Linked DNA regions of Homo sapiens: region 1 is linked to region 2. Evidence: chromatin loops called from intact Hi-C (ENCODE). Cell type or tissue: PC-3. All regions are shown on one strand. Links, peaks and the distances in the headings refer to the core of each region. The heading gives the core; the rest is flanking DNA.

The links. Peaks named below come from ENCODE experiments on the same cell type or tissue, not always from the same donor. Only the 100,000 strongest peaks of a DNase experiment are listed, where the experiment ranks them.
Region 1: a loop joins it to region 2, with 6 times the contacts of the local background. A loop is called at or near these places in 7 of 110 quality-filtered maps.

Annotation. Positions count from the first base shown.
Region 1 is chr2:228,694,740-228,703,549 of GRCh38, forward strand. No RefSeq gene overlaps it. Among named protein-coding and RNA genes, the nearest start is that of LINC01807, 88 kb to the left of the region's middle. In PC-3, for the core only: CTCF peaks have their summits at 4,825 and 5,032; a DNase peak (open chromatin) is centred at 6,102; H3K4me3 peaks cover 861 bases; H3K27ac peaks cover 1,749 bases.
Region 2 is chr2:229,129,196-229,138,005 of GRCh38, forward strand. All of the region lies in intron 2 of PID1 (phosphotyrosine interaction domain containing 1), which reads right to left. Among named protein-coding and RNA genes, the nearest start is that of PID1, 140 kb to the right of the region's middle. In PC-3, for the core only: CTCF peaks have their summits at 4,165 (motif pointing right) and 4,367; a DNase peak (open chromatin) is centred at 4,176; H3K27me3 peaks cover 572 bases.

The DNA of each region.
Region 1 (8,810 bases), core at 492-8,491, 430 kb before region 2:
TTCTGTTGATTTGGAGTGTAGAGTTCTGTAGATATCTATTAGGTCCACTTGGTGCAGAGCTGAGTTCAAGCCCTGGGTATCCTTGTTAACCTTCTGTCTTGTTGATCTGTCTAATATTGACAGTGGGTTGTTAAAGTCTCCCATTATTATTGTGTGGGAGTCTAAGTGTCTTGGTAGGTCCCTGAGGACTTGCTTTACAAATCTGGGTGCTTCTGTAATGGGTGCAGATATATTTAGGATAGTTAGCTCTTCTGGTTGAATTGATCCCTTTACCATTATGTAGTGGCCTTCTTTGTCTCTTTTGATCTTTGTTGGTTTAAAGTCTGTTTTATCAGAGACTAGGATTGCAACCCCTGCTTTCTTTTAGCTTTCTATTTGCTTGGTAGATCTTCCTCCATCCCTTTATTTTGACCCTATGTGAGTCTTTGTATGTGAGATGGGTTTCCTGAATACAGCACACCGATGGGTCTTGACTCTTTACCCAATTTGCCAGTCTGTGTTTTTTAATTGGGGCATTTAGCCCATTTACATTTAAGGCTAATATTGTTATGTTTGAATTTGATCCTGTCATTATGATGTTGGCTGGTTATTTTGACCATTAATTGATGTGGTTTCTTCATAGCATCAATGGTCTTTACCATTTGGCATATTTTTGCAGTGGCTGGTACCGGTTGTTCCTTTCCATGTTTAGTGCTTCTGTTCAGCAGGCCTGGTGGTGACAAAATCTCTCAGCATTTGCTTGACTCTAAAGGATTTTATTTCTCCTTCACTTATGAAGCTTAGTTTGGCTGTATGTGAGATTCTGGGTTGATTAGTATGTTTAGTCTTTTCTTTAAGAATGTTGAATGTTGGCCCCAACTCTCTTCTGGTTTGTAGGGTTTCTGCTGAGAGATCCAACTTACAAGGGATGTGAAGGACCTCTTCAAGGAGAACTACAAACCACTGCTCAATGAAATAAAAGAGGACACAAACAAATGGAAGAACATTCCATACTCATGGATAGGAAGAATCAATATTGTGAAAATGGCCATACTGCCCAAGGTAATTTATAGATTCAATGCTATCCCCATCAAGCTACCAATGACTTCTTTCACAGAATTGGAGAAAACTACTTTAAAGTTCATATGGAACCAAAAAAGAGCCCACATACCCAAGACAATCCTAAGCACAAAGAATAAAGCTGGAGGCATCACGCTACCTGACTTCAAACTATACTACAAGGCTACAGTAACCAAAACAACATGGTACTGGTACCAAAATGTTATATAGACTAAAGGAATAGAACAGAGGCCTCAGAAATAACGCTACACATCTACAACCATCTGATCATTGACAAACCTGACAAAAACAAGAAATGGGGAAAGGATTCCCTATTTAATAAATGGTGCTGGGAAAACTGGCTAGCCATATGTAGAAAGCTGAAACTGAAGCCCTTCCTTACACAATATACAAAACTTAACTCAAGATGGATTAAGGACTTAAATGTAAGACCTAACACCACAAAAACCCTAGAAGAAAACCTAGGCAATACCATTCAGAAGATAGGCATGGGCAAAGACTTCATGACTAAAACACAAAAAGCACTGGCAACAAAAGCCAAAATAGACAAATGGGATCTAATTAAACTAAAGAGCTTCTGCACAGTGAAAGAAACTATCATCAGAGTGAATAGGCAACCTACAGAATGGGAGAAAATCTTTGCAATCTACCAATCTGACCAAGGGCTAATATCCAGAATCTACAGAGAACTTAAACAAATTTACAAGGAAAAAACAACTCCATCAAAAAGTGGACAAAGGATATGAACAGCCACTTCTCAAAAGAGGACATTTATGCAGGCAACAGCCATATGAAAAAATACTCATCATCACTGGTCATTAGAGAAATGCAAATCAAAACCACAGTGAGATACCATCTCATGCCAGTTAGAATGGTGATCATTAAAAAGTCAGGAAACAACAGGTGCTGGAGAGGATGTGGAGAAATAGGAACACTTTTACACTGTTGGTGACAGTGTAAATTATTTCAACCATTCTGGAAGACAGTGTGGCGATTCCTCAAGGATCTAGAACCAGAAATACCATTTGACCCAGCGATCCCATTACTGGGTATATACTGAAAGGATTATAAATCATGCTACTATAAAGACATATACATACATATGTTTTTTGCAGCACTATTCACAATAGTAGAGACTTGGAACCAACCCAAATGTCCATCAATGATAGACTGGATTAAGAAAATGTGGCACATATACACCATGGAATACTATGCAGCCATAGAAAAGGATGAGTTCATGTCCTTTGCAGGGACATGGATGAAGCTGGTAACCATCATTCTAAGCAAACTATCACAAGGAAAGAAAAGAAAACACCACATGTTCTCACTCATAGGTGGGAGTTGAACAATGAGAACGCATGGACACAGGGTAGGGAACATTATACACTGGGGCCTGTCAGGAGGTAGGGGGCTGGGGGAGGGATAACATTAGGAGAAATACCTTATGTAAATGACGAATTGATGGGTGTAGCAAACCAACATAGCACATGTATACCTATGTAACAAACCTGCATGTTGTGCACATGTACCCTAGAACATAAGTATAATAAAAACAAAAACAAAAAAACATAATACAGAAGTAGCAAACATTAGAAGCAGCTACAACCCTCTAGGTCCAAGATGGAGAACCTGGGAAGGAGCCACCTCCACGTCTCTCACCTCTTCAGGGGCGAATTGCATTCCTTGTTGGAAAGGGTGTGCAATGGTCACTGGATGGGAGAGAAATCACAGTCTCTTTGCTGATGCAACTTGTGGGAAACCTAATATTTTGGGTTGCCAGGAAACATCTGTTCACAAAAAGGTGCTGCATCTCTGGACTCATTGCAAAGCTACCTGAGGGATTCCTGGGCAATTGATTCATGGAGAGGTGATGTACTGGTGGCACTCTGCTGTGATGACGCCTGAGGAGGTATCAGGGAAGCTGCTGGCTGTACATGATGCTGGCCAACCTGTACTGCAGGAACTGGGCCCTGGTGAATGTTCATGGTGGAGGAACCTAGTGAGAGATGTGCACCAAAACCAGGAAAATAAACCCTTTCCCCCTAGAGCAAACGTACAGCAGCACCGCCTACTGACAATATTGTACCAGCTGACAAAGGAGAACTATCCACAGGGCCCATCTCAGTTACTGCAGAATAAGGAATGGAGAGTGAATTTGGAATTGAGAGACAATAAGTGGATGACTGTCACAGTCAGTGTTAACAATGAGGTTTTGCTCTTTAGGAATAAGTTATCTGAAGACAAAGCAGGAGGAAGGTCTGTCTTGGTCCTGGATCACTGCTGCTAAAACTTAAGCATGCAAGTCAATCACCTGGGTGTTTAAATAGATTTCTGGGCCCCATTATGAGAATTCTGATTCAAGAGGTCTACAATGGGGTCTGATCATTTACATTTCTTACCAGTTCCTAAGGGATGCTTGATACCGTCTTCTCCTTTTACCTTTAGGTAATTTATCTATCATGAAGAGTTTCTTATTTTTATCACCTAGTTTTATGACCAGGGCCACACTTTATGTAGAACACTCCTTCTGTTCTCTTCTAACTTAGTTATTATACACAAGGAGAAGATAATCTTGATCTTTCTAAAAGCATACATTTGAAATCTTTAAATAAAAGCAGTCCCACACAACTGCATTTCTGATCATTTAAAAATGTATTTTCTTTTTTTTCAATTTAGGATTTTCTAAACAGATTAAAGAAAAGTAATAACTATAGTAATATTTTCTCAATTATTCTAGTACAGTATCTACTCACATCACATATTTAATATGACTTGGAATTGTCAATTTCACATGATTTAACACTACACAAAACATTTTCAAACTGCATGAAAATGTAACCAACAGGTTTTTCTATTGAGAAGTTGTAATATAAAAACGTACAAAAAGATTTGAGGGGAAAAAAAGTAAAAACTGTCCTGACAGCGGCTTTCCTTTGTTTCAATATGGGGTTAAATGTTAAGAATAAAGATAATTTGACCTAGCTCTATTTTTCCTAAGGTTTATAAAATATCTTTCTTTCATATAACTGAAAAATATGGTAACTGTGATATCTCTTTAGTCTTAGTAAAATAAACATGTCTTTATTAAGTTATAGGATGGTAATGAGCTTCACGTTGAGCTGAGGCACTAACCTGAGTTTATGCCCCTGGAGACTTTTGCTTTTCAGGCAAGCATACCTCAAGGTATACATGTCACGTTGTTTCAGGTGACCTTTAATTTTATCCCATAAAATAATGTTTGAGCTTATCTCATTTTGCCAATTATTTCCATGACTTACTGACACTCTTGCCAATAAATCAGTGAGGCTGTTTTCTTAATGTATAGAGACACATTACAGAAAAAGCCTAGGTGTGAGTCACAGTTCCTGGGGTTTTCACGTGAATTTACCAACAAGCTTAGAGGCCTTCAACAAATGCTTATGTTTCCCTTTCTGGGCCTCAGTTTTCTCAAACGTAAAAATGACAGATTTAAAGAAATTATTTCTAATGAACTCTCTACCTCCCTGATTTTATATTTTTTATCAAATATCTTAAAATATAATATTGTTGGGCTTTATTAAACAGAGCTCATCCAGAAAGGTTAATAAAATCACTGGGGTTTTTCTCTTTTATTATGATTTTTGAAATAACTGTATGAGTCTTTTGTTAATATAGATAAACAGTGTTGTATAATGGTGGACACGTGTTAATGTCTGGGCTGTTGTCCCACTGATTTTTTTTTTAATAACAATACTGATAACGGCAAATGAGGTATTAGCCTAGTCGGTGTACCACAATAAAAGGAACCACTATGTGGTAGTATAATGCAGAAAATGGTAGGAATCGGGGCTCTAGCTGTAATGAGATGTGCTTTGTCTGGTCATATGGTCTTCAACTTGAATTATTTAATCGATATAAACTATAGTGAACTAGTGACTTAGAGAATATTGATAACACTGTCAGATTGTTTATAAATAATACCAGCATTATACATTTTATAGTGAAATTCATTCCAAATAATAATGCTGAAATGTTGGCATTTTTCAATATTTCAAGAATGTTACAAGATTAATGAAAAAAATAACAAGTACAATGTTAATTTTTTGAATTGGCACTATGAATTATTAATTGTGGAAAAAGGATCGGGCAAGCAGAAAAGGTTTATTAATTTATTATTTTTAATTTTTTTTTAAGATTGGGTTGTTGACGTATCATTTTCCTCATTGCCATGCAGGTGTGAGGTGATGTCTTTTCAGTGATTCCAGATGAGGCATGGCCTAAAGCAGAGAATGACGCATTCTCAGATCATGCGATCGTCATAACTGGGCTTCATCCACCTTCCCAGAGATTTCCTGAGAGGCTCCAGTTCAGACCTTAACACCAGCCACTACCCCACATTTTCCCTCCACCACCACACATTAGCAGGGGAATAGAACAAAATGGTGAATTCAGTGGGGAGAAGTCCCTCCACTGGAATTCCCTCATGGGGAGATTATTCTCTCCTCTCCCAATGGGAAAATGCAGTAAGTGTCCCCCAGAAAAGGGGAGATGCAGAAGACACTTATGAAGACTTGGGTGAGTGGCCATGGTTGAGGTGCTGCTAGGAACCCCACAGCAGAAGGAGCAAAGATTATAGAGGACTGAGGCCCCGTGAGATTTCAGTTATTGGGAAAAAAATAAACAATAGTTGCACATGCATACCCCAATGAGGTAATATTGCTGAATGTACATCTATTACAAGGCTTTTTCTCCATATTAGAGCTAAATTTCAGCTGCCATCTAATTTCCTGTTAGAATTAGCACATTAGTAGGTTTGGATTTTGTGACGCATCTTAAAATTCTTCGTTTTTGCATTTCATTTGTCTTTTTGTCTCCTGTACCTGGCAGAGTGCCTGGCACAGAAAATGCACTCAATAAATACAGAACTAAAAAGACACCGAGGCAGGAGAATCACTTGAACCCGGGAGGTGGAAGTTGCAGTGAGCCGAGACGGCGCCATTGTACTGCAGCCTGGGCAACAAGAGCGAAACTCTGTCTGGAAGGAAAAAAAAAAAAAAAAAAAAAGACGTAGTGTTTGTGTGTTTGTGGTTATTTTGAGGATTTTTCTCATGGTATTTTCATTACTCAGTTTCCTGTGTGCTGTTCTTGAGGCAGCTGTTGTTAGAACAACCACACATATTAAAATAATCCACAGAATGTTAAAAAATACTGATGCCTAGATTCTCCCTACTTAAGATTTTGATCTAATTGGTCTGGGGTGTAAGCTGGACGCAGGGGTTTATAAAAATTCCCAGGAGATTCTAAAATACAGCCAAGATTGGGAACTACTGTCTAGATTATCTTCCTTCTTACCAATTCTTTCTTCTGCTGTATCTAATCTACAATTTTACCCATTCATTGAGACTTTAATTTTAACAATTGTGATTTAAATTTCTAAGACATCTTTTATTATTTTTAATTGATCTTTCTATTTTGCTATAGTGCCATTTTCTTATAGTTTCCACACCTGCTTTTATACTTTAATCATTTTAAATTTGTTTTACTACTTTTATGGCTAATTATTTTATAGGAAATTCTTCGGAATCTACCCGTCCTACTTCATGTGCACTGTCTCTTGCTTACTGAACCTTGTTCTCTTGCATGTTTTATAAATTTGAATTGTAAACCTAACTTAAAAAGAGTTCTATCTGGAAATCCTGACAGCATGGTTTCAAGGAGTTTTGATTTGTCTTTGGCAAAATACACAACAGTATCTCCACAGCCCTATAAATCCTGTTTTATATACATTTCTGGTGTTCTGTGTTTCTAAATCACAGAATATTTATACCTCCCCACTTCAAATCACTGTAGTGGACAGGGCTGGGGTTTAGAATTCCCAGAGAAGCATTTTTTCCCCTGCAGCCAGCAAAGGGTAGACAATGTTGTTCTTTGCCAAATGTGTTAGCTCTCTTTAATCATTACCTGCTTCTCCCAGGCTGAAAGTTTCTTTCCCTAGTTCCACAAAAAGCTGGGAGCCCAATCCCCTGGTTTGATCATTGCCCTTCCCTGACACCCCTCCAGGAAAGCTGTATCTCAGTTCATGTTATTTGCCCTGTGGTTTATTTCTGCTATAAGATTTCACTTCTTTGTTGGTACCTCAACTATGTGTTGAAAATAATGCTCTGATTACTTTATCTGGCATTTCTATGGGTTTATCTCAAGGGACTTTGCAGATGAGTCTATCTTCTTGATCACCTCACCCTCGTCCCATTCTTATCCCATCTTAACACATTGTGCATAACAGATGCTCCAGAATGCTCTTTGATCTCAGTGTCTACTCAGCCTCACTACTCCATCAGCCCCTGCTGTCTTGCTGGAGCCCTCAGTTACAAAGAGAAATATTTATCATCCTTTTACCTCCCTCATGGCTTATTGACTCAATTTCTTTCACATGTGTTCATGACACTTAGAGTGCTACCAAACTTGCTCCCTGTTATGGATGAAAGCGTTTCTTAATAGCTCACCTGTCCCAGGATGGTTGCAGGCCACAGAATGATCACTTTAAAATAGTCATGGATTTCTAAAGTTTTTAATGATTTTGAAAAAAAAAAAAAAAAAACCTAACTTTTTTCACCAAAGGGTCTTGCATGAATGCATTTTTTGTTTGTTTTGTGTGTGTGTGTGTGTGTGTATTTGAGACAGGGTCTCACCATGCTGTTGACTAGGCTGTAGTGCAGTGGCACAATCTTGGCTCACTGCAACTTCCATCCCCTGGGTTCAAGCAATTCTTTTGTATCAGCCTCCAGAGTAGCTGGGACTACAGGGACATGCTACCAGGCCCCACTAATTTTTGTATTTTTAGTAGAGACGGGGTTTTACCATGTTGGCCAGGCTGGTCTGGAATTCCTGACTTCAAGCAATCTGCCTGCCTCTGCTTTCCAAAGTGCTGGGTGGCATAAGCCACCGTGCCCGGCAGGATGTATATTTTTAATTAAATGAGTTCTACAAAATATATGAGATTGCTGGTTTTCTTTAATGTACTTATAGGTAAAGTCTGGCTGGTATCATGTACTTTACATTATAAACTAAAGTAGAGACTTGTGTATTTGCTACATATTCAAATTTACTTTGTTGATGAGGATACTGGGAGGTTGTGCTGAAAGATTCTTCTTTATTGATTGCACACATCTTAAAGGGAAGAAAGTGGTTTACAAAAGACATTTTAAAGGACTTCTAGAAAGATAATAAAATAGTAATCAAGAAAAAGAGATGGTTGCTCCAAAATAATATGGTGGGAAAACAATAATAAAAATAACTGTAATGTAATTGGAAATTAGTTTTTAAATTATATTGGTTTACTTAGCTTTTCAAAAAACAAAAGAAATAAAAGATAATGAAAATAACATCCATCATCAGATTTCTCAGACTGCATGAAAATGTCCTTGCCCTTAGTTAAAAAAAAAAAAAAAATCAGTGTCTGTTGCATGTGATTAGCCAGGCTTGGTTTTGATTGTTTCCATTACGATCTTCTTGTTAGAGTGTAATGAGATGCAGTCCTGCACGTATGAATACCCATCGCCTGTCACTGAGCCATCTGTCCACAACTTAAAGGCATGAAAACGCTGTCTGCAGTGAATGAGAAAAATGGAAATTTATATTAGAATCGTTCCTTTTTGTTCTTTGTTCATGATTGAAAGCCACTCGACATCTATTCACTGGGATTCAGACATTTAACAGGCAACCTATCTAACAACTTTAAAATGTATTCTAAAATTGGGGTCTATTTTGACATC
Region 2 (8,810 bases), core at 286-8,285:
TCCCACCAGGCTGTGATGCCTCCTTAAGAGACTCATTTAAAACCCCATCTCTACTAAAAATACAAAAAATTAACCGGGCATGGTGGCGGGCGCCTGTAGTCCCAGCTACTCGGGAGGCTGAGGCAGGAGAATGGCATGAACCCGGGAGGCAGAACTTGCAGTGAGCCGAGATTGCGCCACTGCACCCCAGCCTGGGCAACAGAGCAAGACTCCATCTCAAAAAAAAAAAAAAAAAGAGAGAGAGAGGCTCATTTATTGCAAATTCCATATCAGCAATCACAGCTACTTTTACACACCCAAACCTAAATGTGACTATGGTAATAAGTATCTTAATTTTCATTTCATTGCCTGGCAGTTCTCCTCAACTGGATAACATATTGGGCTCTGGATAACTATATTAAACTGAATCCAAATTGCTTAGAAAGCATTTATCATTACTATCTCAGAAGAGTAGTTATGCACAAGTATGATCAAGAAGCACATTTCTAGCAACAATCTATTTGTCCCTTTTCCCCCCATATTAGTCATGGTTTCTTCCCTAAGATGAGCAGAGAGAACCAAACTAGATGTTTCTCTTGCTCATGTACACTGGGCAGGGGCTGACTGCATGAGCTAACAAGGGAGGTGGCTCCTCCGGAGACTAGCACCCACGGCTTCTAGTCGTGTTCACATTCGTTATAATGAAAATCTGTCCTGCTGCCCAGTGGGTTCAAGTAACCATGGCAACTTACCAGCAACATCGCTCACACAAATTATAGCAAAGAAGCTATGACCAGCTCCACCCAGAAACTGAAACGGTCACACCAAGAAAGAAACATTTCTCAAGGACACTTAGCTCTTAAAGAGCCATTGGCAACCCTGTACTTGTTCAGCTTTATCACCAGAATAAATCTCAGCTCGCTTTTACTGAACAGCGTTAAAAGCTGTTACACATAATACACTTGAACTTTGGTTGTAATTAAACTGGTGAATCACAACTTTGACTAACTCTCTGTGTCACAAAGAGCATTGATAAGGAGTTGTCTGGAGAGCCAGACAGCCCTCAGCCCACCTGGAATGCTGCAGACACCCGTCCTTGCATTCTCAGGGCAGGCAGAACTTTCACTGCAGAACGTGCAAGTCCCAGCGCTTCTCAGAGACCAGAAGCTTGGCGCAAAGTGATGCCTGGGGGACAGTGACAGCAAGAAAAGGAAACTCTGCCTTTCTGGAAAGTTCTGAGTTTACTTTTTTAAAGAAAACATAGAAAAGTCTTTAAATAAATTATTTTTTAAAACTACCACATGAGAGATAGGAAAAGATCATTTGTTGAGTGGTGATTTGAACAGCCACTGAGGGATGTGGCGGAGCAAGTTAATGAGGAAACTCGTAGGCTTGTCAGGCAGTTTCATGGGTCTAGTTGAAGCTGGTGACTATGAATTTAGAGGCTCGTCAAAGTTCTCAATCCATGTCTGTTCACCTCCCCCACTAGACTGTGTTCCTGGAGGGCTTAATTCATCTTGCGTCATCAGCACCTAGCTCGGCTCTGATACAAAGCAGATGCCCCCAGTGTTAGCTAAACTCAGTGGCAACGTCTGCAATGTCTGATGGGTTATTTCCTGGGTCTGCCAGAAATGAAGTTTATTTTCTCACAGTTCTGGAGGCTAGAAATCCAAGCTCAAGGTGTTGGCAGGCCAGGGCTAGGGAAAAACCTGTTCTGGGCCTCTCTCAGAGCTCCTGGCAGTTACTGGCCTGTAGCTGTGTAACTCCAATCTTCACATGATGGCATTCTCCCTGGGTGCACGCCTGTGCCCAAATTTCCACTTTTTATAAAGATACCCACCATATCGGATCAAGGTCGCTCCCTACTCCAATATGACCTCATCTTAACTTAATTATATCTTCAGTTACTCTATTTCCAAATATGCTCACATTCTGAGGTACTGAGGGTTAAGACTTCAATTCTGAGGGGTCACGATACAGCCTATAACATCGGAGCATAAACACTTTAAATAAATACTACATTTTTCTTTTCTTTTCTTTTCTTTTCTCTTTTCTTTTCTTCTCTTTTTTTTTTGAGACAGAGTCTCACTCTGTCTCCCAGGCTGGAGTGCAGTGTTGCGATCTCAGCTCACTGCAGCCTCCACCTCCCGGGTTCAAGCTATTCTCCTGCCTCAGCCTCCCAAGTAGCTGGGACTACAGGCATGTGCCACCACACCTGGCTAATTTTTGTATTTTTAGTAGAGATGGGGTTTTACCACATTGGCCAGGCAGGTGTCAAACTTCTGACCTCAGGTGATCCACCCATCTCAGCCTCCCGAAGTGCTGGGATTACAAGTGTGAGCCACCATGGCCAGCCACATTTTTCTATGAGAACAAAGTCATGTGAAAAGAGTAAAGAATCTCCACATGTGAAAATCACCATTTTGGCTAAAGTTTAGAAGTATTAATAATTAATTTCATAGCTTAGGCAAAATGTCCATTGTTCCAAAAGTCATCATCAAATATTCACACTAGATACGAATTTCAGTAATTAATCCTATTTGTAAATTAAAAACCAAGATTTCAGCTTGAATAAATGATGAAGATCAGCCAAGCAACGTTCACTTCTTAAAAGCGTTTGTTTTGTGAAAAATGCAACAAGACTCCGTCTCGGTGGAAAGATGTGCTAAATATTCATTTATCTCAATATCAGTCATTGTTAAACAACAGTGACATGAGGGTGGGCAGAAGATTAGTTATGATCTAGTACTATCATCCTTCTGTCTGGGAGCAAACCCTCTCTAGAGCAGGATTAAGCTATCTTAGAAAAGAGCAATGTAGACAGTAACAATCTTTATAGTTCTCGCATCTGGTTTCTTGAATATTCACTTCTTTGTTTCCAGGGACTCCAGATGATGGCACGTGGTAGAACCATCTCCTTTTAAAGGTATATAGACTGCTCACTTCTGGGAGATGGAAGGCTTAAAATTGGCTATAAGAAAGGAAGGATACACTTATTATCTCAGGGGATAAAGAATTAATAGACAAAGCCTTGTTCTATCTCCTTGGGGTCATGGCTCCAATGAGCTTCTGAGGACCACAACCATCTATGTTCCATGTGTGACATCAGGAAGAAGGGGTCCCCTTCAAGCTCTGGCTCCTTTGTACTTACAGGATGGGCTATCACGATCCCAGAGAAAACAGTCGACATTATAAAACTGCCTTTCGAACCACATGATTCAGCATAAGAACATGAGAGATCCAGCTTTCGGTGTCACTATCACTGCCGGCTTTTCTGGCCTTGAAACTGGCCAGAAGTCCTTCTGCTTATTACCGGCTTGGATTGCTAGAACTTCAAAACAAAGTTTCAAGTGCTAGAAATTCTTAGTTTCTCTCTCATACATACTATTTTGAATTTTATATGAATTAGCTTTTAGATTCAGGTTACAAATTAATCCAGGCTCATTATGTAATTAAATGTTTGATTAGGAGCATTAATTAACATATTACACAGAGGCATATAATTTTATGAGACAAACTCTTTAATTCCAATGAAGAGATTCACCATGGTAACAAATTATCTGACCCACCCAATTCAATATGTAATTCCAAATGATTTTTCAAATTAACTAAAAATGCTGTCATTATTAAATAGGTATATTACAATGTATGCACTGCACTGTAGAGATTTTTTTTAAATACTTAGGCGAAAGATGAGAGAATTCTAAATATGCTTTCATAAATACACAAAGTAAAGATCAAGGCTGAAATTTTGAAAAAGGATAAAAATGTTGACAATTTTGTTGTAGCCAATGCTTTGTGCTTTAATTTTTTTTTAACCTGGCGACATTAGGAAATGGTGCATTTCATGCATTTTTAATCTTTCTGTGTTATCTTGGTAAGATGGCTCCTGGCACTCTACCTGGAGACGGATTTATTTTGATTGCTAGACACAATCTGTATTAATCAATCCAAGGCCAAGTACAATTTAGTTTGCTACTTCAGGAGCTGGATGGTATGCAATTGTTCACAGCTGTTTCTAATTACACCTTGATCCGATAATAACTAAATATTGTTTAAAGTTCTGGCAGTGACTACTTAAGGAGATGTGCAAGATCAATAAAGGAAAGTAACACTTCCAGGCATAAGCCTGCATAAATTAGAACCTGTAGAAAACACAAACACAATTCAGTAGGTGGCACTATTCCCTCAGCCAGAACTCTCTTCATTCCCTGTGACTTGAGTAGTCCTCCTACGGCAATCACCTTTACCAATTTCTTCCACGGAATTCTGTGACCTAAATTAGTATCAACAGACTAACCTCAAATTTATTGCCTGGCTTCTTCCCTTTGAGATACACAACCCAGATGAAAACTATGTGAATTGCAGATGTAAGAGTACAGAAGTTTGATTTCATCTCAAATCCTTCGATAATTAGGTCAGCATATTGTTACAGGTTACCTGAAAGTAAATTAATTCTTCATGCCCAATATCGACAACTCAACTGATTTGACCTCTTCCATTGATATGAGCCAATGAGATAACTTAAAATATTTAAACCAGCCAATGAGCAGGTTTTTCAATCTCAGAATTATTGACATTTGAGCTGGACAATTCTTTTTTTTTTCTTTTTTTAATTATTATTATACTTTAAGTTTTAGGGTACATGTGCACAACGTGCAGGTTTGTTACATATGTATACATGTGCCATGTTGGTGTGTTGCACCCACTAACTCATCATTTAGCATTAGGTATATCTCCTAATGCTATCCCTCCCACCTCCCTGAGTTGGATAATTCTTAACTAGGGAGAGAAGGATACATTGTAAAAATTTTAAAATGCTGAGCAGCAGCCCTGGCCTCTGTCCACTAGAAGCTAGTATCACTTCCCTAGTGTGACAACCAAAAGTACCTCCAGACATTGCCAGATGTCCCCTGCGTGGGGACAAAATCATCCCATTTGAGAACCATCAGTCACCTAATGATCTTCCTTTATACTAAAGGCCGATCTCTGGCTTCATTGCCAAAGACTGAACTATTCCACTAGCATTCTTTCAATAACAATGTTTACTACCTGTGTTTTTTTTTTTTTTTTTTTTTGAGACAGAGTCTTGCACTGTCACCCAGGCTGGAGTGCAGTGGTGTGGTGTGATTTTGGCTCACTGCAACTTCTGCCTCCCAGGCTCAAGCAATTCTCCTGCCTCGGCCTCCCAAGTAGCTGGGGCTACAGGCGCCTGTCACCACTCCTGGCTTTTTTTTTTTTGTATTTTTAGTAGAGACAGGGTTTCACTATGCGGGCCAGGCTGGTCTCGAACTCCTGACCTCATGATCCGCCCACCTTGGCCTCCCAAAGTGCTGGGATTACAGGCATGAGCCACCACACCTGGCCACTGTTGTTATCTGATTCCAAAAGTTAAAGCGTGAACATTGTTGAAAAATGTTGAAGCTAAAAAAAGTACAAAGAAAAATAAAAGCCACCAGGAATGGTCCCATACTATGATAATAACTGTTCTAACTTCAAGGGTATCACCTTATTTTTTTTTGGCATAAAGATGAATGCAGAGTACATGTAATACTATTTGATTTATTAAAATCTTAGAGTCATGTGGCAGTATTAAGCATGATTTAATGACTATATAGTATTCTTTCCAAGAGATATGCCATACTTATTTTAGCTGATCTCTTATGTCAATATATTGAACTTTTCACCTGATCACAGGTTAATGTATATTACTTTTACTATGTCCGTGGGATAAATCCCCACAAATAGAAATTTTATGTACTAACCTATTTTAGTTCTGCCCTCACACAAAGGGAACATAAGAGAGAATGAAGAAACAAAGAAGAAAAACGAAGATGGGGAATAAAGAAGAGGAGAAAATAAGAGAGAGAAGGCAAAAATAAGAGGAGATGGGAAAGAGAAGAGGAGGGAAAGATGTGAGAAAGGAAGGAGGGAATGATGGAGGGAAGAAGTGGAAGGGTCTTGTCTCAGTAGAGGCTAATCTAGAAATGAACTTGACTGGCAAAGCCTCCACTTGCTTTTCTCTTGGGTTTTGCATCGTTCACGTGGTTTGTTCCCCCGCAGAGATGACAATGCTCTTGTCCACCATTCAGGGGGCATATGCTTCAAGTTATCGTCTTTCAATTCTTCCTGTGACTAGCATGCATTCGTGAAATGGCATGTAAAAGTAAAGTGAGAAACCTTGAAAGTATTATGCTAAGTGAAAAAAGCCAAACTCATGAGGCCATAAATTGCATAATTCCATATGTATGACATATCCAGAATAGGCAAATTCATAGAGACAGAATTACACTTACAGAAAAACAATGATACATCATAGCTGTGAAGTGAGAGCTATGGGGTCTGCAAATGTACACCCAGATAGACTATTGTATGAAAACAGTAGCATTCTCCCTGGGTGGCACTGATGCAAAGTATTGTATAGAAAGGTTCAGATAAAATTACAGTAAAACCTGAGGCTATAGAAAAACCACTGTTCAGTACATCCAGTTATCCAAAACAGCGCTGGACTGAGGGATGTGTGGATGGGGAGTGATGCACGGCATAAAAACATGTCATGTCCAGAAGGAACCTGGGGGCAGAAAAAAAGACTTGAAGCTAAGGACAGGCCATGTTTAAGAGGGGAGAAGAGCAATCATGTGACATGCAGAACTCAGATTATTAGCAACATGCTCAATTTGTGCTTGTTGATTAATTAATGGAATGAGGTCTGAAAACATGGTCAGTAAACATAGTAGGCAGTTTCTAAGATGGCTTCTGACAATGTTAGGGTGGCTCACCACCTAAAATCCACGCCTTTTTACTCTTGCCTTGAGTATAAGATGGATTTGGTTATGACTTGCTTCTAAGATGCCACTTCTAAGTTTAGGTTACAAAAAAACTCTGTTGTCTGTCTTGCTCACTCACTCTTGCTGTCTCACTTGCTTGCTCAGATGAAAGCCAACTGCCACGTTTTGAGTTGCTCCAGGAAAGGCTTTTGTGGTAAGGAACTGAGAAATCTCTGGCCAACAGGCAGCAAGAAGCTGAAACCATCAGTCCAACAACCTGAAAGGAATTGGGTCCCACCAACAATCACCTGAACGAGGTTAGAAATGGAGTCTCCTTCAGTTGAGCCTTCTGATGAGACCAATGCCCCAGCCAACAGCTTGACCACAACCTCAGGAGAGACCCCGAGACACAGGTGGTCAGATAACCTGAACTCAGATTACTGAACCACAGAAACTGAGAGATAATGTTTACTGTGTTAAGCCATTAATTTTGAGTTAATTTCTTATGCAACAATATGTAACTGGTACAACAGTGTTTTCTGGTATTTCACTGGTTACCAGACAAAGATAATTGTTTTAAAAGTGTAATTTTCCCCCTCTCAAACTTAGCCATACATTAATGCCTCTAAACAAGTTACCTACATATGAAAATAACTTCTGCTCTTTACTGAATTAAGGATAATGAACTGTTTACCCTCCATTAAAAATCAATTAAGGAACGGCACTTTCTCTCTTTGATTTCAATCTATTGACTAGTTATCCAGAACCTCAGGGACACAAATTGACAAAGGAAATTATTAGTGCTATGTCATCCCCTGAGAAAATTCAGACAAATCTTCTCTTGAAATTCTCTGCCCTCCTTTAACTTAAAACTATTCACAGCCGTAATGGACAACAGCACTGATGGAGAACACTAAGTAGCAGGTTCATATATTCTATGCCAATACTTACCACGTATCTTTATGGTAAACATGTTTCTCTTGGAGAAATGAGCCATAAACTAAAGTCTATGCAGCAGAAAAATCCAACTCCCTTAAGGCAAGGGGGTATTTCCTACTACTAAGCTTTACTTTGCTCATCATAATGCGGGAGAAATGCAAAGGGAAGATGAGAGACTATTTTTATTTTTTATACATTTAAGAACACTAATAAAATCAAGTTCATGATCTATTTTCTTTAATCACAAAATCTCTGCATACATTATCAGTTTCAAGTAAAATAAACCGCATTGAGGAATGCAGTTCTCTGATTCCTCATAAATAGCTGCTCTGCTTAATACATTTGAGAGGATCCCAGGAACAAAAGAGCAGAGAGAATAGAATGATTTCTGTCAAATGCGCTACACTCATTTGTATGAGTAAGTAGCTTAATTGTGACATGTGTGTTTTAACAAAAAGGACTTGAGGTCCTGAGTGTGGAAAATAGAGCATCCCTACTTATCCTTTTATCACTCTTTACCATAAAACATATTTAAGTTAATTTCTCACAGTAAAGATGACATTTATCTCTTACCATAGGACTAGCGTTTAATACTTACTACATTTCAAATCAAGGACACTAAATTCAATCTGATGTTTCCAATTAGATACTAATGGTTTCAATAAAATATTTCATGAATCAAGGCAAAGAAATGAACAAAGTCCTGAAGGCAGGTAATGCACTGTAAAGTAAATCAATCTCTAGGTGCTGAAAGACTTACAAAAATAAATAAAGTAACAATAAAGATAAGCAGACTCTTCTACTTAGAAGTGCACAGAATAGGTGAATTTATGTCAAATGCATCTGCTTCAATTATGCATGTAATTTAAGCTCCATAAACCAGCACTAAGAGTTATGCTTTCTGTAAATGAAGCACTTTGCTTGGCTAATTTTTAAACATACACACATCAAGGCCATTGAAAGCAGACTGAATGAACTCCCCATTGTTCTGTTTGAGACACTGGAATATTCACAAGAGAGACTGTGCAGATGACAAATAAACCCATCGACAGTTCCCTACGTAGAACAGGTGAAGATTTTGCTTTGTGCAGATGTTCAAAGAGGGCCAAATTAAAACAAAGGGGT